Regions from separate parts of the Mus musculus genome. Here region 2 is linked to region 1. Evidence: chromatin loops called from intact Hi-C (ENCODE). Cell type or tissue: left cerebral cortex. All regions are shown on one strand.

Region 1 (2,500 bases):
GACTGAGCATCACCAATGCACATAGGCATTGCTCTGGGCATGAGGGATACAGTGGTGAACCAGGGAGACAGACTATCTTTACTTTCACAAAGTGTTTCTCTTACTGGGAGGAACACACTAAATTGTTGCACATCTGTACTGCAGGTGTGAACAATTACACCGTGTGTTATTCATGATAAATTAATATGATATAAGAAAAGAAGGATAAAGACTCCTATTTTAGTTAGAGTGCTAAGGTTGGCCTCCCTGAAAAGGTAAAATATAGGAGCTTTTCAAGAGTTTGTGATAAACACACATCTGTCAAAAGTCCTTCTGATGGAAGGAGCCATACTGATGGTACAGCGCTGGCTCAATGGGATTCAGTTGGCAGTTATCATTATCATGGTGATTAAGGTAACACTTTAAGCTGGAAGACAGCTCCTTAACGGGGGGGGGGGGGGGGGGGAGGTGCGCTTCTTGTCATTAAAAGGCGGTGGCCAGGAACCGCGGCTCTCATGTGCCAGGCTTGTGGAGCCCCATGGTTTATCCTGTCCCTCCATCTTGCACTGTCTGAAACTCCAAAGAGCACGGGATATCAAGCCTTAGGGACCACCTGGCCTACGGTGCAAAGCTGGTCCACAATACTTGGCCTCGTCCCTTCAGGTGACCCTAAAGGTCACCTCCCTGCCAAGTGACAAGCCAAGGGCTTCCAAGGTTGCAGGCGGCCGGCAACACGGTACCGCACATGGCAAAAAAGAAAACAATTCGTCCACGATCATTCCCAACCGGGTACAATACCTGTGAGGAGGCGCGAGGAAATGGTGTGCGGGGACGCGGCCATAACGTACTGGTGCAGCAGTCCCCAGGACCCCAGGACGCCTCTCACCTCACCGGCTCCTGGGCGCCGCCATCTTGCTAGCCCGCCCTCTGAGTGAGGCGGGACTTCCTCTTGTCACTTCCGGCTCCCAGCGCTCTCTGAAAGCTAGGCTAGCGGAGCTTATAAAGATCGGATGGTAGAGCTTTCGCTTTCCCCTCAGACGCTCCAGATGTAGACTAGGTGAGCTCTCTGCCCGGGAGGGACAGATCGTCGGAGCCCGCGGGCGGAAGGCGAGTCGTGGCGGGGTTAGGGCTCTGGAGTCCGGCCCGGCCCGGCAGTCCCCTGAGCTTGAAAGAATTGAATGCCTCCTCAGTTGTCACCCAGGCTGATCTTGCGCAGGCTGTTGGCTTCTCGTGGAGTTTGGTAAGTAAAAAAACGAGGAAGAAAGAAACTCATTAAAAGAGCAAAACATGACTTACAAGGGCAGTTTGTGTTTGCTTTCAGCGATGAGGTGAGATCTCTGTGGTTCACCTCAGGTGCTGATCAGGGGCCACTGAGACAGGAGTTTGTGTAAGAGCACGCACTGTGTCTCTGCAGCAAGAACTGGTCATGGTGAGCGTCATCCCGATAGGGATAAGGTAGAAAGCGCTATGGAATGAGGTTAGCATTTCTGTGAAGTAGGCTAAAGAAAGGCTTTGAAGAGCCAACTTGCTGCTCAGTAGAAGGAACTGTGAGAGTTTTCCAGTTTACCAGGAAGACAGAGCAGAGAATGGGATTTTCTGAGGCCCATCACAGTTCATCACTGTGGACCTAGGATAATGGTTGTCCCCATCAAATTAATCTTAGACTAAGGAAGAAGAGGATGGATTTCTGGTGAATAACTGAAAAGTTAACAACTGTTCAATCCACTGTTTTTCGAGCACTTTGAAATGCTGTGTTAAGTGAAATATTACAAAGTACAAACCTTAAATCAACAAATGAAAAGCACAATTTGGGATCTAATCACACCAACAGTGAGTGCTGCTTAGGGGAGGCCTTCTGCTTTACAGCTATCTTGGTTAATTAGACCCACTGTTCCTGGAACTCTGATCATCATAAATAAGTTAGCCCTTTACAAACTAGATCTCAGATACCTAACTCAATGGTTACATGGTATGGAACCTGAGGGCTAGAGAGATTGCGTGATTCAAACTGTAGATTGTATAGCAGTCTACTGTACTTCCTATCTCTTTATAGTTGTCTCTTAAAATTTGTGTTATAAAACCAAAAAGTGATAGGACTGTACACCTATAAGATGGCTATAAACAAAATTAATCAATAGCAGGAGTTAACAAGTTAGTGAAGAAGTAGGAATCCTGATACATTGTTTATAGGAATATAAAATATTGTAGCCACTTTGGAAAAGCAGTTTAGGTGTTCCTCAATAAGTTAAACACAGCGCTACCTCCTGACCCAGCTGTGCCTTTCCCAGGTATATTCCCAAGACAAATGACAGCATTCATTCACTCATAATATCCCAAAGTGGATATAACTCAAGTTATACATCAACTGATATTCTGTGACATATCCACATACTGGCCTATTTGCCATGAAATGAAAATAAAGTGCAAATACATACTACAACCATGAAAACAATACTAAGTTGAAGAAATCAATCACAAAAGGCCATGTATTAGATAGTTTCCATGTGTATGAAAATTCCAG
Region 2 (2,500 bases), 360 kb after region 1:
TTGTGTGTACGTCCCCTTATGATCTGAGGGTCAGAGCATGCAGATACACTTTGTGTGTGAACGTGAAGACAATCTCTGGGTGGAAATCCTCCCACAGCGTTATGATCTCCTGCTCCCCGTCCCCCTTTTAACAGAAAACACGCTGGCCCAAATATTTGTCTCACATAAATAAACTGGTTGATTGGCCAGGGAAGAATAAGCGCCAAGTCTGTATTTTAGAGGGGTCATGGGAATAAAGTCAGCCTGTGCAATTAATGACAACAGGGGCTAACCTTACATAGACCAGATGTTCACATCATGAAGAGTGTTGGTCACAAAGCAAACAACCGTCCTTGATATAAACAACCATAAGAAGTGGTTGTCTCTCTATGGGACACATTTAAGCAAATATAAATTGTACCCACCATCAGTTCCATGTCTGGGTCCAGGCAGGGACCCTGTATACTTAGATATTTTTTTGGGGGGGGGGGAGAGGAAAAGAGCGTTACCCTCACCTAATAGAGATGCGGCATATAAAGAGAACTTGTTTTGCCAGACACAGTGACTCACCTTGTAACCCAGAACTATGGAGGTTGAATAAGGAAGACCTCAAGCTTGAAGCTAGTTTGGTTCCCTAGTGAGGAACTACATAAAAAACAACACCCCCCAAAACAAACAAACAAAAAACAAAACAAAAAACCCAAAATATAAAACAAGGCGATCTAGTGTAGTTTCTTGGTCTCTATTTCCCAACAATATGAAACCCTGGGTGTCTAGGAATTTTGTTATCTTCAAGCCATGAGTTAAAATTGTGCAAGTTTCTTACCAGACATGTGCCTTTTATATACACGCACAAGAAAGAAGCAACACTTCTGCCCTCTAGCCTTCGCCTTGGTCAGAGGCTTAACACTTGAGAGCTTGTGTTGATTTGATTTCTGTGGGATATATGGATACAACTAATAAGCAAACATATGTGAACCCAGTGCTCAGATCTCGCCTAATTCCTGCTTCCAACGATAGATACAACTCTTGAGTAGCTGATATTTCTCAGGCACCTGAACACGTACGATTGTCCAACGCCTCTCTTGAGTTCCACACTGCAGAGTACAGTTTTAGCCGGTCTCAGGAGTTGTCAGACAATGGCAGATGTCTGGCAGGAAGGGGGGAGTGTTTATTAATAATGCAGTTAAGTACTTGCCATTAGGAATGCAAGAGAGAGTCTTTGAAAGGATATAAACAAAATTCCTTCTCGCTCGTGAGCCACCTACTTTGAATGTGTTGTGTAGCGCCACCTAGTGGTAAAATACTCAGTAAATTTCCCTGACAACTTCCAGACTAATTGTGTTTGAAGGAAAGGAAAGGAAAGGAAAGGAAAGGGGAAGGGGGGGAAGGGGAAGGGGAAGGGGAAGGGGAAAGGAAGAAATAATAATGAACTTAGATAGCAGGTATAGGCTTCGTAGCCCAGCTGCTGTACTGATCTCTTTAGGTATGGGTGGTTCTCTCTCTCTCTCTCTCTCTCTCTCTCTCTCTCTCTCTCTCGGCAGTTTATTTGTTGGAGAGAAATAAAAGACTTGACTTGACAATAAACCCAAAAAGCAAGATACAAATGATTAGAGGATTTATATTAGACATGTGCATGAGGAAGGAATGCCATATGCCCAGATTACTTTTGTTAGTGCATTTTGCCTCTGTTTCTGAAAGCTGGCTTCAGATGAAAACGCTTCCAGATGACTTTATTGCAGGCTTATTCCTTCCCCTGCGTGGTGCAGCTCTGGAGGAGGGTCTTAATAGAACAGGAGGCATACAGAAGCCAGCTTAACCCTTCCAGCGCTTGTCCTGTGCCTACCAAGTGCAGGACAACTCTTGGGATGGTGATGACATCAGTTAGGGATGCATTTCTGGGCCTGTGGATAGGTGGGGTCAGGTTAAAACAGCAGAAGGAGTAGGGACATGACTGGAAGCCTGGCAGAAGTGAGCTTAATTAGTTAACCCAGGGGCCTCTTTTGCTGAGATCTTCTACGTTGTCCTGATATTATTCATTGAACATAATATTCTTTCATCTGTGGGTATTCATCCACCCCCATCCCCTGTGTCCAGAACCCATGTAAATAAGACAGTCCCAAGATTCCAAATTGAGCTTTGCAACACACTGGTGCAGTGTGACTTTTGAAAAATGTCAAGGTGGCCTAAAACCTGGTAAGGCGCATAATCTCTTTCACATGGGAGAAGACAACAGTGACTCATTATTAAGAAGCATATACATTTAGGGAGGTGTTCTCTTAATTGGGGCCTAGAACAGAAGAATACGTGTTTGTGGAGACAAATTAGGCACACATGGATGCTGCAGATGGTTGAATGAATGGCATTATGTGGCAGCCTCCATATAACTGAAGTTCCACTTACCTGTGCTCAATCATAGTCTAAAAACACATCAATGGGGCAATCCAGAGACAAACAATTCACGATTCTCAAATTTGGAGCCTTTTTGGATAGCAGGATGTGGCATGGCGTTCTATGGGAC

What was found. Peaks named below come from ENCODE experiments on the same cell type or tissue, not always from the same donor. Only the 100,000 strongest peaks of a DNase experiment are listed, where the experiment ranks them.
Region 2: a loop joins it to region 1, with 5 times the contacts of the local background. A loop is called at or near these places in 8 of 42 quality-filtered maps.

Annotation. Positions count from the first base shown.
Region 1 is chr11:64,078,559-64,081,058 of GRCm38, forward strand. It overlaps Cox10 (heme A:farnesyltransferase cytochrome c oxidase assembly factor 10), which reads right to left and starts at 914. Exons shown (of 7, transcript NM_178379.3): 1 at 778-914. The coding sequence starts at 820. It overlaps 2810001G20Rik (RIKEN cDNA 2810001G20 gene), which reads left to right and starts at 926. Exons shown (of 2, transcript NR_033780.1): 1 at 926-1,219. In left cerebral cortex, no CTCF peak of the experiment used is centred here; a DNase peak (open chromatin) is centred at 941; H3K4me3 peaks cover 1,837 bases; H3K27ac peaks cover 958 bases.
Region 2 is chr11:64,441,132-64,443,631 of GRCm38, forward strand. All of the region lies in intron 1 of Hs3st3a1 (heparan sulfate (glucosamine) 3-O-sulfotransferase 3A1), which reads left to right. Among named protein-coding and RNA genes, the nearest start is that of F930015N05Rik, 5.7 kb to the left of the region's middle. In left cerebral cortex, a CTCF peak has its summit at 1,258 (motif pointing left); DNase peaks (open chromatin) are centred at 906 and 1,263.